Linked DNA regions of Homo sapiens: region 1 is linked to region 2. A link is an interaction called in ENCODE POLR2A ChIA-PET data of the cell type or tissue named here. Cell type or tissue: A673. All regions are shown on one strand. Links, peaks and the distances in the headings refer to the core of each region. The heading gives the core; the rest is flanking DNA.

Region 1 (10,609 bases), core at 3,419-8,418, 920 kb after region 2:
GTCATTAACTTACAGAGTCATTTATTTGGGTTTAGTTAATATATCTTGGAAAATGTGAAATATTGCAAGGAGGAGGAATGGTCATCCATATCTTCTGCATTTGAAACCTAGAACAGGTGTGCTAAAAAGACAGGTATAGTGTCCAGGTTTCAATGGACTGGGAAAGGAAGCCTTTGGCAAGGCCCCTGGTTAGATCAAGAACAGCACAAAATCACAGAGAAAGAGAGAGGTAGAGAGAGAGAGAGAGAGAGAGAGAGTGTGTGTGTGTCTGTGTGTGTCTGTGAAGAGACAGGGGTTAACAAAGGCAAAGGGACAGATATACCAAAAAGGGGCTGAGAGAAAACTGCTCAAGAAAGAGGTTGGGGTCTCTGAGGACCGAATCAATATCCCATTTGCTACACTATCTGTATACCACCTATGCCACCATTTCAATACACATCTGGCAATAGACTGTTTGTTAATATTATCAGACATTAGTAACTTTTCAAGCTTCCCAAATTATCTAATTGGATTAGCCTATAAACTAAACAAAATTGGCTCAAGATGTAATTGTTTCGAAAGGACTGAGATGACTGAATTAAAGTGACATTAATATGCTGTTAGGTTGGGGTTGATAGTGAGGTTTAGCTCTGAGAAGAATTATTTATTCACTATACAAACATTTGCTAGATGTATCCTATGCGCCTAGCATTGTGATGTGAAGGGATACAAAATACAGCCTTTGCCAGGTAGAGGTTACCATGAAGTAAAAAGGACAATTGTAAGAAAATGTGATGTGTGTATATATGTGTGTGAGAGAGAGAGTGGGTGCATTCACTATGGCATTGAGAAATGGGAGCATAGGTCTTAGCCTAGAGAGTCAGGGAAGGCTTCCTAGGGAGGTATGTCTGGGTCTGCATTTGAAGTGTGAGTGGCAGGAGGGCAGAGATGATGGAAAGGCATCCTGAACAGAGAGAACAATCCTGGGGCAGAGAACTGTGAAATCTTCAGGGAACTGCCCTTGCCTGTTGGGCAAGAGCAGGCACAAGATTAGGAAGGGCCTTGCACACCTAGCCGGGTGTTGAATTCTCCCATGAAGTTGACAGTTGGCCCAAAGTGCTGAAATTTCAGACTTGAGCCACCGCACCCAGACAGGTTTTTTATCAGCTGAGTGACAAACTCAGATGGGCTCTTCAAAGGGTCTCTCTAGTGTGGAGAGCAGCTAGGAAGGGCAGGTCTAGAGATAGACCAAATTCAGCACTACTGGATCAATAAAGATGGAATGTGATGCAGGCTTCAGATAAGAGGAGGATAGCTAAGATAATTCTCATGTTTTCCAGGTGCTTTAGGGAATAGAAACATGAGCTCAACCTTAGACTTGGCGAGTACTGAGGTGCTCATGGGACATACCAGTGAAGACAGCAACTCTCCCAGGACTGGGGCTCAGCAGGGAGGGCTCAGATGAGTTCAGGATGTCAAATCATCGAGGTGTATCTGGTGGTGATGGGAACCAGCCAGTGAGCAGGAATAATCAGAGAAGAGCAGAGGGTCAAGGTCAGAGTCCTAGAGAGCTGGTCTGGGAAGGGGAAACTGAGGAATGGGCCCCCAGGCGGGAGATATAGGAGGAGCCACCTAGAGTGAGAGGCAGATTAGGAAAAGCATCACTAGGACAGATCAGGGAATTCAATAAGAGTGGTTTTGGTGGAGGAATGGTGGCTAGCTGGTGGCAGATTGTGGTAGGGTAGTGATGAAGATCAGAGAAGGATGCAGTAAGGTGGATGACGTGCCAGCCTTTTAAAAAGCATGGCTGGGATCTGGGTGTGGTGGCTCACAGCCATAATTTCAGCACTTTGGGGGGCTGACATGGGAGGATCGCTTGAGCCCAGCAGTTTGAGACCAGCCTGGGCAACAAAGTGAGACCCCATCTCTACAAAAATAAAAATAAAAAAATTAGCAGGATGTGGTGGTGCACATCTGTGGTCCCAGCTACACTGGAAGCTGAGGTGGAAGGATTTCTTGAGCCCAAGAGGTTGAGGCTGCAGTGAGCCAAGATTGGTCCACCGCACTCCAGCCTGGGCAACAGAGTGAGACCCTGTCTGAAAAGAAAACAAAAAAAAGAGTATGGTTGGGAAGTAAATGACAGAGAGGGAGTGGCCAGAGGGGAACATAAGAGAAGAGAGGGTTTTTTGCCGGCAAAGGAGATTTGAGCTCATTTATAGGCATGGGGGAAGACAATCAGTAGGTGCATAAGTGAGTTGAGAATCTATACTAGCAATACAGGAAACCATGTTAGGATCACTGTCTCAACAAAAATGATCACAGCCTTCCAAAAATGCAACTTGACTTTAAAAAGGCTTTCTTTTATCACTTGCAAGAATATTGCTGTGACACCTAATAAAAATTTAATTAAGGCTTAGATGATATCACGTTTTATGTAACCTGAAGTCCTTAAATCCATGAAATCACTCAAATAGAATCAAGTTTGTTGGAAAGAGAATCTCATCTTAAGAAGTGGCAGCAGGAAAAATGAGTAAGTTCCATTTTATTTTATCAGTGAAGTCTGGGGCTACGAAATGGTTCTAACAGCATAAAGAAATAACAGCTGCATTCAAGACCAGGATATGTAAAATAATTTGTTTAGTTTCAGCCACTTTTTAAAGTCAATTTTACACCCTGAAAGAAAGGCAATCCTGACTCCATTGTTCTTTCGCCAATAAGGAGATCGGGAATTACAATAATAAATAGAAGAAAGAATGTTGTTTTTCCTCACTGTAATTAATTTTATGGCTCTTGCGAAGATGAATTTTTGTGGTGATTAAAATAGTCCCTTGCACATATTAGGTACTCAGTAAGCATTTGTGAAATAGGGACTTTCTAGCCTTTATTTGTGTTTAAGGAATCAGGGAATAAGTTCAAAATTGCCTTTCAAGAAATTTTTGGAACTCTCTTCTCACTAAGAAACTGTAAAGTCTTATAAAAGAGACATTATTTATTTTCTCCAAGTATTGCTTGCGAGGTGAATTGAAGGTTTTTTTTTTATCAACAGTTGTTTTATAAGATTGTTTGAGGACTAAAAGGGCTGATTGTAATCACCTGTAACATGTTACCCAGCAAGACATTCCTCACCAGGTTGAAGTAAAAAAAAGAAATGAAGTGAAATATCAAGCTTATGCAAGTTTGAAATTACAAACAAGAACAAAAGTTAAAACACATAAGCCCTTCTTATCAGTAGGTTATCTTTCAGGATAGATCATACGGTTGTTTCTCTTAGTAATTGCAACATTGCTCTGTTTTCTCATTGAGTAAGTGAGAGAGAGAGAGAGAGAGAGAGAGTGTGTGTGTGTGTGTGTGTGTGTGTGTGTGTGTGTATGTGTGTGTTGGTGGGCAGGCAGAGACAAATAAATGAGTTGGAAAGAAAGTAAAAGATGATAAATGGGTGGCTTAGGTCAGGTTCTGATAATTTTACAATATTTATGGGTGAATGCTAAGGTGGTTACATAGTTTGTGCTTGCTGAAATGATCCGACCTAGTTTAACTTTGTAATGAGTTGCAAACACAAAAACACCAAAATGCAAAATTAATGGATTTTGCAATTTGTTTTATAAGACATGCAGAAATGCAAACATAGAATATAAATGTGCATCAGTCTGCAGTGATCGTTCAGTTTGTAACTGAACTTGTTAGGTCATTTATCATTGTTTGCCTATGTAAATTGCTTTGTCACATGCTTCCACATAAATCAGCAACCGAGGCCTGTCCTTTTTGTTTTGGTTTAGTTTATTTCTTGTTCATGTAAGACTCTTAACCTGACAAGATATTAGCAAAAAGTGACTAACGTAAAACCATTTCCTCTGTCCATTACTTGCATTTTGGTGAAACAAGAAGGAAAAAATAGTTACAATTCAATAAATTTATATATTTATTGATTTATTTATTTTTGAGACAGGGTCTCATTCTATTGCCCAGACTGGAGTGCAGTGGTACGATCATGACTCACTGCAGGCTCCAACTCCTGGGGCTCAAACCGTCTTTCCACCCCAGACTCCCAATATTTTTAAGTTTTTTTGTAAAGACAGGGTCTTGCTATGTTGCCCAGGCTGGTCTCAAACTTTTGGGCTCTAGCAGTCCTCTCACCTAGGCCTCCCAAAGTGCTTGGATTACAGGTGTGAACCACCATGCCCGGCTAATATATAACTTTAAAAAATTTAAACTTCCAGTTTCTAAATATTCACTTGTATTGCTAGAATAGATTATGGAATTATTCATTTACGTATAAAAGACTGAAAACAACTCAAGCTTTTAGTATTTTCTATACTATTTGTTAACTTTACTCTGTTGTTTCCTAGCCCATGATAATAAATACAACATTGGAAATCTGTAATCAGAGCAATTTAAGTCCAAGTAAAACAGACAAGTCACTTTGCTATAGTCTCCTTAAATTTATGAAGGTGTTGAAATGCTTTTGAAAAGTGTGAGCTCAGATGAACTGAAGTCAATTATTCAGTCTTATAGAACAAAGATAGAAATGTTTGCTATAAAAGCCTGTTTTGGAAATTGAGTGTGACAGTGTACACAACCGCAGCCTGTTCAAACAGTTCCATCTGAATTATGCTTAATTGAATTTATTTTCATGGTTATTTCATAATTGGGAATAAAGATAAATAAGTGTGATATAATTGCTAATTTTAACAATGTGCTGGTTGATTAGAAAAGTGGTGACACATGCAAACTGGATTGTGGTGCTCACCAGTGAATTCTGATGACTCTAGGTGTTACAAGTTTAAGCTTCGGCTCCTTATAAGCATCGCTTAAGATTACTGCTCTGGGGCCAGGTGTGGTGGCTCATGCCTATAATTCCAGCATTTTGTGAGGCCGAGGCCAGTGGATCACCTAAGGCCAGGAGTTCAAGACCAGCCTGGCCAACATGGTGAAACCCCGTCTGTAATAAAAATACAAAAATCTTCCAGGCACGGTGGTGGGTGCCTGTAATGCCAGCTACTCAGGACACTGAGGCAGGAGAATCCCTTGAACTTGGGAAGCAGGGGCTGCAGTGAGCAGAGATCCCACCATTGCACTCCAGCCTGAGAGACAAGAGCGAAACTCAGTCTCAAAAAAAAAAAAAAAAAAAGTTACTGCTCTGCTACCTTCAGCTAAGAAACAACAGAGAAAGGTCTAGAAAGCTTGTCCAACCCATGGCCCATGTGCCCTGGGCATGTGGCCCAGGACAGCTTTGAATGCAGCCCAACACAAATTCGTAAACATTCTTAAAACATTATGAGATTTTTTTGCAATTTCTTTTTAAGCTTATCAGCTATCTTCAGTGTTAGTGAGCTTTACGTGTGTCCCAGGACAATTCTTCCAATGTGGCCCAGGGAAGCCAAAAGATTGGACACCACTGAACTAGACTCAGCTCACAGGGGCCTTAAAGAACTGGCCTGGGTTTGATTCCAAGTTTCATGAATTATTAATTCTGTGTACTTGGGAAATTGCTTCACCCTTAATTCTTTGGTTTTGTCTTCTGTAAAATCAAATGATAATGCCCACCTCACATGTTGGTGTTTTTTTTTTTTGTGATGATTAAAATATGAAACAGAGAATTCTTAGTACCTGATCTGGGGCGTTCACCAATGGTAACTGTTACTTTTTTGTTAAACAGATACTAGAGATACTCGACAGAGATTAATGTGTAACGGCAGACTCTTTAGAATGTAGATTTTGGGCATACATCCATTTACTTTCTTGCTTCCTGTTAAGGTTACATATGTATTAACATCTTATGATAACAAAGGTTGAAGGAAAATTAACTTGCTTTCATTCTAAATAGCCATTTAGATCTTCAAACAATCTAAAATTTCATCGTTTGAATAGGTTGGCAGTAGAATTTTTTAAATCACTTCTTGATAAGGAGGAATAATTGAAGACAAAAACTAAATGTTAACTAATTTCCTGTGTAATGTTACTGGAACCCAAAGGGTTTGTTCACCACTCTCCTGTCATTTTCTGATGCACTGATGTCCTGTAGATTCTTTTTCTTCACTAAAATCTATCTTGGAAATGCCAGTGGTCAGCAATGTGTTTTGGATTGACAGTTAATATCTATATATAGTTGTGAAATGCTATTTTTTTTTCAGGAAAGGAATCTCTTAGGATTAAAACTAAAATAAAAGTTTTATTCATTTGGCTACAGAGAAGGGAGAAGATTAACATTAACTAAAAACTCAAGTGTTTAAGCTTTAGATAAGTATGCAGCTTTCAAATAAGATTACAAAACTTTCCTAGATGGAGGATTTAGGGGCTATCTGGTCCAATCTCTTCATTTTACAAATATAACCCAGGAAGTTTATATTATTTTTGAAGGTCATAACCATAGTTGTGGTGGCAGGCTCAGCCTTAAAATACTCTTTCAATCTTACTGTTATTAATATTAAATTTATCATTAAAAACTAAGTAAGCTCACAGTTCCAAGACAGAGTACATTGAATAGTAAGCTTTGGTAATAAAAATGTAATAAAAACACATTTTGTTTAAAAATTACACATCCTCATGCCTTCAGCCACAATGTATACATTCTTATTTCATCAAGGAACTTCTAATTTATATGACCTCATAAAAATTATTGAAAACAAATTACTAGGAAAGGACAGTAAGGACTGGCCTATCCTCATTATTGCAGTAAATATCATATGTGTGATATTACGTGATTGAAGAGAATTTGGTAAGGAGTGTATATAATTGGTATATAATTTCAATTTTATTTTGGTGAAGCATTGAATATTACTGATTAGATATATACTATTCATGTCATTTGCTATTATCAGAGAACTGATTATGACAGTGAAACAGATGTCAGAAAGCAATTACACTAATAACAACATGATTACTGCCACCAATTTAATTCCAGAAACCTGCCTAGAATCCTTATGAAGCAAGTAATTTTCCTCAGCTGTCTAGAATAGGCATTGCTCTGTGTCCTTTACCCATCACAATCTAAAACATTTGAGCATTTTTGATTAGCCGAACCATGGAACATCAGTGTTCGAATCCTTCTCTTCAAATCTTACATCGTTTTCAAAGTGATTTCATTTCTTGTTGAAGCTTATTTTCACAGATGGAGGCTTGTTTCTTAGATTTGTTTTTATTCATTTGACCATCATCACACTTTGAAATGTGCACATTATGATTAAAAAATCAGCCCATGCCCATTCTTTATTTCTCAAGTAATGTAAGTTTCTACCTTGTTCTTCAGTGTGTCTTTTGGTTTTCTACCTTTTTCACTAAATTTCAGTGTTTCCATTTTAAAACTTAATGCTTTTCCTTATTTCATATTTCTTTCAAGTTATGAAGGCAATTCTGTTCATTATAGATATTTTAGAAGATACAAAACAGTATATAGAAGAAAAATCTTGTTTATCATCTAGTGATCATAAATGACCATTGTTAGAATATGGTGTGTTTCAGGGTTTTTTTTTTTTTTTTTTTAAGTGTTGCCTATCTGTCTATCTATCATCTTTTCCCCATCTATTTTGGTCACTAGCTGTGACCTTAGACAGATAGACTTCTGTGCCTTTCTTTCTTCATTTGTAAAATGAGAATAATAAGAACCTCTACCTCATTCGTGACTTTGAGGATTAAATTAGTTAATTCAGGTAAAGTGACTAACAGAATGCCAGACATAGGAAACTTTCAGTAAGTGCTGATGATTTTTATTCAGCATTGCTCATTTATATCTAATGTGCCTGTACATCTTTTCATTTCTGTTTGTATTTTATAGCAAACATAGTAGTATATACGTACATAGCAGTATGTTTATAATGTAAGTAGTATTATGTACATTATAACATACAAAAAAATAGAAATGAAAAGAAACAAACACCCCAATGGATAGTCTGTCATGCCCCACATTAAAAACCACTTGAGGCCAGGCACAGTGGCCGGTGCCTATAATACTAGCATTTAGGGAGGCCAAGGTGGGAGGATCATTTGAGGCCAGGAGTTCAAGACCAGGTAGAGCAACATCCCAAAATCCTCATCTCTACAAAAAATTTAAAAAACTAGCCAGGCATGGTGGTGCATGCCTGTGATCTCAGCTACTCTGGAGGCTGAGAATTGACAAGGAGAATAAATGATAATATTTACAGGTAGCTTCAGATCCCTGTATTTACATTGAGGTTTCAGATTTGGAGTAGGATACTGGAGTCATTTTGATAACCTGGTACTCTAGTGTTATCTATGTCTCTTCACTGAATGGAGATATGATTCCAGGACCTCTTAGCATGCGTTGAGGCATATAATACTCACCGGTGTACAGTAATGGGCTTCAATGCTGGGATTACTTTTTAGGGTTCAGCTAAATGTATACATTTCCCACCCCTGTCCTTTCATAAGAAGTGTCCTGACAACTGCAGCTCCCAATGTCCTTGCTCTCTGTTGATTTCTCCCATGTATTACCCACTGAAACCTTGATCATTTAACCACCTTATTTTCCCACTGGTTTGAGTCACAGCATAATGAACATCTTTATAAGTAACACTCATGCTGACTTCAACTCATAGGCCAGAAGATTATCTGCAAAACCTAAGCCAGTAAGAAGCTTTTATCTTGCTCGGAGAAGGTGAATTTGAAGGCAGCTAAACACATTGCAAATTTAGAAGAAGGATGTAGGTCTTAACTTGTGGATAGACTTTTCCTCGTATATGGGTTAATGAATATCCTTCTCTCTCTTGTGAATTCTTATTAATATAGGCCATAAATGGAGCTTTCTTTTTTGCTCTATAAAGCCTTCTTATCTTTTGACGTCATGTTTATATTATCTGATATGATGTAAACAAATCTGACAGGAGTAACTAAAAAAAGCAGTGCACAGCTAAATGTATTCAGTGTTTATTGGCTGATATGTTTTCCCCACATAGCTTCAATTTAAAAATATATTTTTATCCTTTATTACATATCCTCCTTCTTAGTAATGCTTTTAACTTATGTCATATTTTTTTTTCTATAAAATTTACCGGACCCCTAATGTCTTTACAACGATCTGCCACTGTATCTACAGCATTTTGGTTTCCCACCAAGGTAGTTTTAAATCACATTTAGCTCAATTGACTTATTTATGAATACTGTTTGAAAACAGTGTTTATGTGGTAAACATGCTTTTCATTGCTGCATTTTAAAAGATAAATGCAATGGAATACTTATTTTTTTGTTTCACAATTTAAAGCTAAGGTATTAATTTGATAATTATTCAATGTCAATTTATCCAATATCGATTTATTCTCATGTTCTTTATTTGTAAAGTTTTTCTGGGTTTCCAAAGAGTCTACCCCTGTTATCGTAGGATTCCTCCATAAGGACACCATCCACGGGTACCACTGAGAGCTTCTGGCTGCATTAAGATATTTTCTAGTGAAGAAGAAAATCAGAGACAGAAAAATAAACATTAGAAAATAAGAGAAGTGAGAAATGTACAGGAAAAATAAGTAAATAACTAAATGTGGTGTATATACACAATAGTTATCTGAAAGAATGAAATCCTGTCATTTGCAACAACATGAATAGAACTGGAGGTCATTATATTAGGGGAAATAAGGCAGGAACAGAAAGAAAGATCCCACATGTTTCTCATTCATATGTGGGAGCTAAAAAAATGTGATCTCCTGGAGCTAAAGAATAGAATGACTGATATCAGAGCCTGGGAAGAGTGTGTGGGTGGTAAAGGGGGATAAAGAGAGGTTGGTTAGTGGGTATAAACATACAGTTTGATAGAACAAATAAGCCCCGACATTCTGTAGCAGAGGAGGGTGACTGTAGTTAGCAAAACTGTATTGTGTATTTCAAATAGCTGGAAGAGAGGACTTGAAGTGTTCCCAATACATAAAAATGATAAACAGTGAAGGTGATGGGTGCCCCAAATGCCCTGACTGATGGTTATATATTCTACACATGTGACAAAATATGGCATGTATTCTGCAAATACGTAAAATATTATGTATCTAAATAAATAAAAATGGAAAAAAATTAAAGAACAGATAAGACAGACACACAGGAAAATTGTATCTGTAGTGAGCGGTGTTCTCAACGTCAATTACCTCAATTTCTCTCTTGCAGAACGTTTTTTGACGTGACTGTGAAGAGCGAAAGTATGATTTGTTGAAAAATTAGTCGGATTTTTAGTGGAGAAACTGGATTAGGATCATAGTTTATTTTGTAAATTTGTTTTTGAACGAATGGTTCCTATCCCAGCGGGTACAGAGTTTCAGTCAAAATGACTAAGTAACCAAAAAGCTGAATGAAGCTGGACATTTTCCTGGATGCTCACTGAAGTCTGTGCCTGAATGGGTAGAAATGTAGTGACTTAGTCAAAAGTGATGTATTACAAACCACCGGACACTCACAAATAGAGGAGGGTCTTGCTTTTCAAAGGCTACAGGAATGAGGGATTTTCTAATGCGATGTTGAGGTCCTATAAAAGGTCACTGTCTTTTCTTTTCTTTCCTCCGTTTATTTTTATTTTTATTTTTCAATATTTTTTTTTCTTTTTTCTTTTTGAGGTAGGGCTCTGTCGTCTGGGCTGGAGTGCAGTGGTGTGACCATGTCTCACTGCAACCTCTGCCTTCTGGGCTCAAGTGATCCTCCC
Region 2 (10,609 bases), core at 3,296-8,295:
TCAGGCCAGGCGCGGTGGCTCACGCCTGTAATCCCAGCACTTTGGGAGGTTGAGGTGGGCGGATTACAAGGTCAAGAGATTGAGACCATCCTGGCCAACATGGTAAAACCCTGTCTCTACTGAAAATACAAAAGTTAGCTGGGTGCGGTGGCGTGTGCCTGTAATCCCAGCTACTCAGAAGGCTGAGGCAGGAGAATCGCTTGAACCCGGGAGGTGGAGGTTGCAGTGAGCTGAGATCGCGCCACTGCACTCCAGCCTGGCAACAAAGTGAGACTCCATCTCAAAAAAAAAGAAATTTATTATCTGCTCTTTTACAGAAAATGTTTACTGACTCCTTGTCTAGAGCAGCACTTTCCAACAGAGATTTCCATAGTGATGGAAATGTTTAAATTTGCACTCTTTAATATGGTAACTACTAGCTTATGTGACCATTTTAGTTTAAATTAATAAAAATTAAATAAAATTTAAAATTCAGTTATTTAGTCACACTATCCACATATGGCTGGTGGCTGACATATTTGGACAGAGCTGGACTAGAAATCTAGCATTGTTGTGTTGGTTCGTTCCATAGCACCCCGAACACAACTGTGTTACTGCATTTAACACATTATTTAATGAATTCTTATTTCCTTCATTTTTTTCTAATCTAGATAGGGAATTTTGTGGAGACCTTTATTTTTATTTTACTTGACTTTCAATTGTTAGGTCTATTATAGTACCTGGCAGATGACAGGAGCTCAATAAAAGTTTGTCTAACAGCTCCATCTGATAGTAATGTTTTAGGTATCTATAGTTCTGTTGAGCTGCTTTTTTTCAAAGGGATTTTGAAGGCTTTAGGAATCTACTTAACAGGACTGGATTTGTCAGAATGATCAACAGAATGTTTATTACTTTCTTAACATGACCCATTCTTAGTGCTAGGCATGATTATATTCAGTACCTTATTTGATTCTCACAATTTTGCAAAATAAGTTGTTTATTGTAGCCATCATTGCATAGTTAGTGAAGGTCAGACTCACTATTCTTACATTAAGGTTTCACTCTCCCCTTAGGGATTTTAGATGTAAAATTCTAAAAAAGGAACATTCTTTAAACCAAGTAAAGGATTTCCTAATGCAAAATTTCAATGATCCAGAATAAATGAGAGGGGATGATATTTAGGGTCAGGAAAATAAATTCAGGTTTTCTCAAAATCTTACCCCATAAGTGATTGTCTTCTGTGTGTTTTATTGGTGGGTTCAAAAGGTATTTAAATAATATTATTTATTTATATAGTGAAGGGAAGTATCTTATTTAACCCTCACAATTATCTTGTGAGAATCTACATAGATTTACCTTTTTATGTAGATTTAAAAATTCCGACTCCAAAAGATTGAAAAAGTGACTAAATTGGGATATAAATACCAAATTATCAAACTCAAAATTTATGATTCTTAATGGAAACTTTCTGCTATGGTTTGAGTATGTCCCCCAAATTGTATGTGTTGGAAACTTAATTCCCAAATTCATATGTTGATGTTACGTGGAGGTGGGGTCTTTGGGAGATAATTAGCGTTAGTTAAGGTCATCAGGCAGGGTTTCCCATGATGAAGCTGATGGCTTTATAAGAAGATAAAGACCTGAACTGGCACTTTCTTGGCCTCTTGCCATGTTATGATGTAGCAAGAAGGCCCTCACCAGATGCCGCGACCATGTGCTTGGACTTCCTGGCCTCCAGAACTGTGAGCAAAATCAACCTCTGTTCTTTGTAAATTACCCAGTCTGTGGTATTCCATTATAGCAAAGAAAACAGACTAAGACACTTCCTTAATAAAGATGCTTTAGAATTAGGTGCTCTAAAATGATAACATCTCTCACAACTGAAGTACTGGGACAATTCTGTGCTCAAGGAAATAGTATTTATATCTACTGTACTGACAATGCTGAACCTCCCAGATAGTTCAAGAGGATTCTGAGTGTTTCTTTTTCTGTTGTTTCCCATCTAACCTAATTAAGGCTATATTTAAATAGTATGAAGAACTTAGTAAACCACACATCTGTTCTTATGCTTGCTGTCTGCCTGTTTATCTTACATCTTCCTTGAAGAGGTTTTTAAACAATTTTCAATTTTCAAAGTGTTCTGCAAGTCACATGAAATTTCACTAAAATATTCATCACATAAAGTTTTATGTCCTTTTAACAAATGAGCTAGGTGAAGAGAAAATATATATTGTGATGGTGATATTTATAGCTGTGGTTTGTCTTGAAGATTTTTAAAAATTATATAAGTAATGCATGAAAATATGCTCACTAGGAAAATTTTTTTAAATCAATAAAGATTATATAGATTTTAAAGTAAGAATCTACCTTATACTCCCCAATCTATTTTTCTTCCTAGAGGTAAATATTGTAAATATTGGTATATATCCCTCTGTACTAGATCTTTTTTCTATATATGAATCAGACATCTTTTTTGTATAATGTAATCATCCTATAATCATTTTTCTGACTTGCCTTCATGACTCAATAGTATATTTTTTTTGAAATTGAGTTAGTACATTTCATTAATCTATTACCAGTGTAATGCTGTGTAAGAAAATATCCCAAAGCTTAATGACTTAAAACAATAGCCCTTTTTTACCTTTCATGTGTCTATAGCTTCAGCTGGTAGTTCTTCAAATATAGGTTGATCTTAGTTGTATTTTTTTTTATGCATCTGTTAGTAAGTGGGCTAGGAGCTGGCTGGTCTATAATGGTATCAGCTGGAAAGCTTGGCTTTTCACCATTTACCTCTCACGTCTCTTAAGCAGGCTAGCTCAGGCATGTTATAATTACAGAGGCAGGGATCCAAGAGCTGATGCAGAGGCAATGAGAGTTTTATCAAACCTCTATTTGCATTGAATTTGCCATTACCCTATTGACTGAAGCCCATCACAAGGTCAAGTGCAGAATCAGTGTGGGCATATACTAACAAAGAATGTGAATACCAGGAGCTGTGAAAAATTGGGGTAATGAATATAGCCTACCACAATGCAAAAACAGCATGATTTTGATTCTGCATAGTATTTTACTAAAATTCATTAATCTGACCCCAGTGATAGACGCTGAGGATGCTTCTAGTTTTTACTGTTACAAACATTGCTGCAAGGAATATCCTTTTGCATGTATATTTATATCTACATTTAATTTTTTTTTTTTTTTTTTTTTTTTTTGAGAAGGAGTCTCACTCTGTCGCCCAGGCTGGAGTGCAGTGGCACAATCTCGGATCACTTCAACCTCTGCCTCCCAGGTTCAGGCGATTCTCCTGCCTCAGCCTCCTGAGTAGCTGGGATTACAGGTGTGCGCCACCAAGCCTGGATAATTTTTGTATTTTCAGTAGAGACGGGATTTCACCATGTTGGTCAGGATAGTCTCAAACTCCTGACTTTATGATCTGTTTGCCTCAACCTCCCAAAGAACTGGGATTACAGCCCAAAGTGCTGGGATTACAGGCGTGAGCCACCGTGCCTGACCATTTAATTTTTTTTAAATAGAAATGCATTCCAAGAACACCTTTACTTTTGCTTCTCATTGACAGGAAATGAAAGTGTGTGTAGTAAAAGACTACACTTAAATCAAGAAGAAGGATGCTTCCCTCAAATTAATTGATTTCTGCCATTGGAAGCAACATTTTCTGCCCACAAGTTGAGATGTTGACTTGCTATTGAATCAGCAAAGAGCAAAGCACATGCTTCTTTCAAGTCTCTCTTGTCCCTCTTAGTGGTGGGAAGTGGGGTCCAATAAAGAGAAGTAGAAACCAAGGACTTGAATAGCACATAATGCCAGGGGAATACTGCACTTTATTCTATATCTACCATTTCTTTTTAGCAAGTTGTTGATATCATAACTAGTACCTTGTCTTATGGATTAAATATTTCTCATATGTGATTATTTCCTTCTGGAATCTACAGATAGAAATGGAATCAACTAAAAGCCACATTGACACAGATACAGTCATGAACAATTCTACATATCTTGGTCATGGTCTAGTTCCAAGTACAAGGATCAGTGCAAGCACATATTAGGTGTTTAATACATTTTTGTTAAATAAATGTCAAAAATGTTACCACCTGCACTAGAAGTCCTTTGTAATGGAGACCATTTGATGGGAGAATGTGGGCTGAAATTTGAGATCTGAAACATCTCGTGTTTTTAGCTTCTCAAGGACAGTTGTACATAGCACTAGGATTCTGTTTTGCTTGACTATTCATTTACTGTTCAAGATGCTGGGAATAGTGATTCTCCAGCATTATGAAGTATCATTCAGTCGTAGTGATAAGAGTCTTTGAGGTACAGCATAAAGATCAGCACATTAGAAATGGATTTGTAAAGAGCCCAGGGCCTGGTTTGGGGTCATGTAATTGAAGACAATTTTTCTAAATATAATGAAAACAGCCAAGGCCTAAAAGCTAAGAGTTTAAAAGAAACAGATGTATGCAAGGATGAGAAATGCCAAGCCATTATGTGAAGAAAGTAATTTTTCATTCTCAAATTGCATTTTCTAATAAGTCAAGGTTCAATTTATTTTACTTATAAATGAATAGACACTTTTGTCCTGCCTCCTCTTTGTTTGATTGTAGGAGTTTAGTTCAGAGAATAAGAAAAAAAAAAAAAAACCCGCAGTGCCATTGGTTTCCCTTAGAGGAGAGATGATTATATAATCACCAAATTAAATTAAGAATATAGAAAACATCTTCTTAAACTTGCTCTCTATAAAAAACAGGCACATTTTCATTGTCAATGACAAGAAAAAATGTAGTCTAAAACAAGATAACGTATTAGCAATCATTTTTTACCATCCTGGAAAAATAGCTTTAAAGAATGAAGTCTGATGCTTTCATTAACTATAAATATTACCACTAGGAATATATAAATCAATCGGCTATATTTGTGCTTCCAAGTGGGTAAATACGTTGAATACATAGAAACTCTTTGGTCCTAGAAACTTAGAAGTCGCTAAGAATGGCTTAACCACATTTAGCTGCTGTTTTAGAAAGAAGAAAACAGAAATGTTGCATAATGTCACCTGTATTTCCCCAAGTGACATGAAGGTACATGAGTTAGCATGGGAGGACAAATGGAATCACATTAAAAAATGACAATCTTTAGCTGGAAGTGGTAGCTCACACCTGTAGTCCCTGTACTTTGGGAGGCTGAGGTGGAGAATCTCTTGAGGCCAGAAGTTCAAGGCCAGCCTGGACAATGTAGTGAGACTCTATCTCTACATAAAATAAAATAAAAAATTTTACCTGAATACGATGGCTTGTATTTGTAGTCCCAGCTACTGGGGAGGCTGAGGCAGGAGGATTGCTTCAGCCCAGGAGTTGGAGATGCAGTGAGCTATGATCCTGCCACTGCACTCCAGCCTAGGTGACAGAGTGAGATCCTGTCTCTTGAAAAAAAAAAAGTAAAATGAAGAAACAAAACCAACCTTTCTCCTCACCACCTCCCTATGCAGAGCATCCAGAGCCCTGCCTCTGTTACTTTAGGATGTCTCCAGAAGTGTCTCGAAAGCAAGGCTTTTTCACTCCTCTGCGGTGAGAAAGCTCATTCTGTTCTTCTCTACTACGCCAGTTCTCCCTCGATGCTGAGTCCCAGGATGCTGCTTGGGGCTGCTTCAGTGCAGTCAGAGGTACCAGTGGCCATCAGGAGAATATGTGGGGGTCTATGCTTCCTCTCTTCCCGATGATTGCTTTCCAGCATTGGGAGAAATTCTAAGTAAGCTTTTCCTGAAGTCCTCTGCTGACCATCATCGTGTTCTTGTCCCAGGTTGAAGTGTGAAGACAGTCTCTTTTTCCATTTTGTGACATTTTGCTACCTGGAACCAAAGCAGCACAACTTGTGAGCAGAAGTCTCCCAGGGTTCCAGAGGGGTAGACCTTCAGTTTTGGTCTGACATTCGTTTGTTCCTTCCTCCCTCCCTCCCCCTCCGTCCGTTCCTCCCTCCCGCTCCGTCCGTTCCTCCCTCCCTCCCTCCCTCCCTCCCTCCCTCCCTCCCTCCCTCCCTTCCTTCCTTCCTTCCTTCCTTCCTTCCTTCCTTCCTTCCTTCCTTTCTTTCACAGAGTCTTGCTCTGTTGCTGAGGCTGGAGTGCAGGGGCGTGATCTGGGCTCACTGCAAGCTCCACCTACCGGGTTCACGCCATTCTCCTGCCTCAGCCTTCCAAGTAGCTGGGACTACAGGCACCCGCCACCACGCCCGGCTAATTTTTTTTGTATTTTTTGGTAGAGATGGGGTTTCACCATATTAGCCATGATGGTCTCGATCTCCTGACTTCGTGATCCGCCTGCCTCGGCCTCCCAAAGTGCTGGGATTACAGGCGTGAGCCACCGCGCCTGGCTGGCCTGACGTTCCTTTCTATAGCGCTGAGATAGGCATCTTCAGGGCTAGGCAAGTTGTAACCAGCAGATGGCAAGCCCTCCGCTATACCACTTTCACTGTCTTTCCCTACCTATACCCACCTCCACCCCTTGCCTCACATAGACACACAACTCCTACAAACTCCATCCACCAACAACTCTCCTTCAAGCTGGCTCACGAAATCCACCTTTTTAAAAATATGCTTTTAGAGACAATGTCTGGCTTTGTCTCCCAGGCTGAAGTGCAGTGGCAACATCAGAGCTCACTGTAGCCTCAACCTCCTGGGCTCAAGTGAGCCTCCCACCTCAGCCTCCTGAGTAGCTGGGACTACAGGCATGCACCACCACACCCAGCTAAGGCTTTTTATTTTTTGTAGAGATGGGCTTGCTATGTTTCCCAGGCTGGTCTTGAACTCCTGGCCTCAAGCCATCCTCCCAGCTTACCTTCCCAAAGCACTGGGATTACAGACGTGAGCCACCACAATGGCCAGAAAAATCACTGGCCAGAATGACTTCTGATGTCCTTTTCTAACAGTTCGTGCATCTATGCAGCCGTATATAACTTTCCATGATAGACATAGCTTAGGACTTTGCTTGTTAGACTGTAATGTACAAATAAATCACCCAGGGAATCTTGTTGAAATGCAGAGTATTCATCTGACCTGAGGTGGGACCTAAGATGATTCACGTTAATAAACTGTCAGCTGATGCTGACGTTGCTGGGGGCATGAACCACACTATGAGTAGCAAGGCTGAGAATGCAACTGAGAATTTTGCTCTACCAGTAATTGGCCAGTATGGGGGTGACTCTTGGGTTCTATAGTAATCTGCAGCTGATTCCTTTATCTCTAATGTTCACTCTGGATTTCCTCATGGTTACATGGGTAAGTGAGGAAACAGTAAGGCAGAATCAGAAAAATAACACCTGTTCAGTATTTTGCGTTACTGTGAACAAGGTCAAATACAAATTGTGCACGTCCAATATTTCTGATGAAAGATACTCAGGTTGCCCTAGATTTAACCAAAAATTTTGGAGGGTAAGTTATGGTTGCTGTAAGGAAAGCTTATAGTAAATTAGTCTCCACTTATATGCTTAAGATTTTTATCATTCTTTTCCATTTCGGTGCCAACATTGCCTTACTTTGGAAGTAAGACTGGATAATTTCTGCATAGTGATAACTTTAGCAGCTTATGGAAAGGTTAGGATGCAATCTATAGTTTATATAATTCTAATTATAATACAATAATAACAGTCATGCAGTACAAATTTTACAATTTATTATAAATGTAACATACATTATAGAATGTAACCTTTGTAACAACCCTGTGAAACTAAATAATTTAGGATATGTCTAATAAAATTTTGCAAATGAGGAAACTGAGGCTCAGGGAGATTATTGAATTTGCCCAAAGTTTCAAGGCTAGTAATTGGCAAAGGCAAAATTTAAGGCCAGATTACTTAATCAAAATGAGTACTTTTCCACCTTTTACCACAATAACTTAGAGATTCTATTATTTTCTTATTATGTATTCAAACACTCCTTTGTTGTTTGATGGTTAAATTTTACAGACACACAGCCATGGAAATGAACACATTTCATGAATTTATGATATTATGAATCCACTTCTACATTTTGCTGAACTCTTTTTTTTCTTTCCTCTCCCATCAAATCAAACTGACCATCTCTACACAGAGATACCATGTTAACAACATGATTTTCCTATTTTTTTCATGCTTATATAATCACATAAAATATACATATATGGATATGAATAATAATTAAGTAATATACAGTTTCCTGAGTTTTGCTTTTCTCATTTAATGCAGTTGGAAATCTTTTCAAATTCAATGGTTTACTTCTTATTTATTCTTTTGATTGGCTATATAATATGTCATGGTCGTGTATCCTATAAGTTGTCCAGTATTCTTTTGACAATGGGCATTCAGTGTGTTTGCACTTTCAGTCATTATGAACGGTGTTGCAATTAATATTCTTGTACATATGTCTGGTTGCTATTTTGAAGGAGTACACATTCAATATTCTTAATTTTAATAGTTGTTGATCGATCATTTTCCAAAAGTTTCTAGCAAGCTACATTTCCGTAGGAAGTATATAAGAATATAATCTTATGTTCTCTTATGCTCCATCTGTAAGAGATGATAATTTTTAATTTTTGCCTATGAGGATAGCATATTATATCACAGCAAATTTCATTTGCACTCTTATTGCTACTATAATTGGACATCTTTTTCTAATATATATATTTTTTGTCATTTGGGTAAGATCTGTGCATTGCCTTTTCATTTTTCTTTTCTTTTTTTTTTTTTTTTCTTGAGATGGAGCCTCGTTCTGTTGCCCAGTGGCGCGGGCACAGTCTCAGCTCACTGCAACCTCTGTCTCCTGGGTTCAAGCAATTCTTGCGTCTCAGCCTCCCAAGTAGCCTGGGACTATAGGCAAACGCCACCACGCCTGGCTAATTTTTGTGTTTTTAGTAGAGACAGGGTTCACACCTATAATCCCAGCACATTGGGAGGCCGAGGCCAGAGGATTACCTGAGATCAGGAGTTCATGAATTGCCTTTTCATATCCTTGTGTAGTTTTCTACAGGTTAGTTTATCTCCGCCTTGCCTATTTTTAAAAGCTCATGGCATAATTCATCATATTATATGTTAATCTTTTTTGTTTGCATTGCAATATTATCAGTGTCTCTTGTTTATCTGTTACATTTTGGTACCTAATGTCGTACAATTTTTTGAAACTTTTGTAACTTAAATAAGTTTCTTTTTATACCTACTGGATTTCTCTCTATGGTAAAGACGATCCCCTGAGATTATAAACTGTGTGTGAATTTTATTGTTTTATGTTTTACACTTAAGTGTTTTGTTCTTCTGAAATTTATTGATGTACATGGTGAAATAATGAGTCTGCTTTAATTTTATTCCAGTTGGAAAGCCAGTTGTTTCAATACCATTTGTTGAACTTCACAGTTTTCCACTGAATTAAAATTCCTCCTTTGTTAAACATTAACTTCTTAAATATACTAGATCTGTTCCTGGATTATGATTTATAGATCTTTGTCAAGAACTGTGAAGGATCTGAGATTTTATTCTACTTCTGAGTTAACAAGGTAGCCTGCCACAGATTTTGGATCCTGGAAAAAGATACAAGACTCTTGGGTCAGAGGCAAAGGACAGTATGCAACTCACAGCAATAGCAATAGGAATCATTCCAAAATTTTCTAGATTCCCTGAGCCCTAATTCCTTCAGAGTCATGTGACAAGGGCCAAGTGACACTGCTTTCACTGCATTACTTAAATGTTGATATGTTGTGGAGTTTGTTTTTTTTTCACTTAGTTCAAGAAATTTTCTAATTTGCTTTGTGATTTCTTTGACTTGTGTTATTTAAATATGTATCATTTAATTTCCAAATATTTAGGGGTTTCTCATATTTCTTTCCACTGATTGCTAATTTAGTTCCATTGTGGTCAGAGAATACATTTTGTTTTATTTAAATACTTCAAAGATTCTTGAAACTTGTATTATGGCCTACAATATTGTCTGCAGAATGTATCATATACCCATGAAAATGATGCATATTATATATTTCATCTACTTCAAGTTAATACTGACTTAATTCCAGCAAAAATAGCAATTTGGCATCAGTTTAATTCCATTTATGCAGCTCTTATTTACCTGAGTTATTACCCGGTTTTACTTGTATCCAGGTTTTCATCTGGTGTTGTTTCAGCTTCAGGTACTTTCCTTAACATTTCTTGTAATGCATGTCTGCTGCTGACAAATTTAATTTTCATATATCTAAAAATGTCTTTATTTTTATAGCTTTTTAAACTTTATTTTATTATGATAAAAACACTTAACATTAAATTTGCCATCTTAACCATTTTCAAGTATATAGTTTAGTAGTGTTAAGTATTTTTGTGCAACAGATCTCTACAACTTTCTCAGCTTGCAACACTGAAACTCTATACCATTAGATATAAATACTCTCTCTTTCCTCTAATCAGATTTCTACTTACTGTTTTTATGATTTTTGACCCTTTAGTTATTTCATCTGCATAGAGTAATACAGGATTTGTCCTTTTGTGACTGGCTTATTTCCCTTAGCATAATATCTTCAAAGTTCATCCAAAGTTAGCTATTTTTGTTAAGTTATTGCTGTAATTTTTCAAGGAATATTTGCAGGAGGTTAGAATTCTGGGTTGAGATTTTTCT

Evidence for each region. ChIA-PET counts read pairs that join two places held together with the same protein. Peaks named below come from ENCODE experiments on the same cell type or tissue, not always from the same donor. Only the 100,000 strongest peaks of a DNase experiment are listed, where the experiment ranks them.
Region 1: POLR2A ChIA-PET joins it to region 2 with 12 read pairs; 1 of 35 experiments calls an interaction of 5 or more read pairs at or near these places.

The regions. Positions count from the first base shown.
Region 1 is chr10:19,834,099-19,844,707 of GRCh38, forward strand. The region is part of intron 1 of PLXDC2 (plexin domain containing 2); the gene reads left to right. Among named protein-coding and RNA genes, the nearest start is that of PLXDC2, 23 kb to the left of the region's middle. In A673, for the core only: no CTCF peak of the experiment used is centred there; DNase peaks (open chromatin) are centred at 5,433 and 5,733; H3K27ac peaks cover 880 bases.
Region 2 is chr10:18,911,643-18,922,251 of GRCh38, forward strand. No RefSeq gene overlaps it. Among named protein-coding and RNA genes, the nearest start is that of MALRD1, 130 kb to the right of the region's middle. In A673, for the core only: a CTCF peak has its summit at 6,410 (motif pointing right); DNase peaks (open chromatin) are centred at 5,599, 5,989, 6,439, 7,129 and 1 weaker place; H3K4me3 peaks cover 2,572 bases; H3K27ac peaks cover 4,488 bases.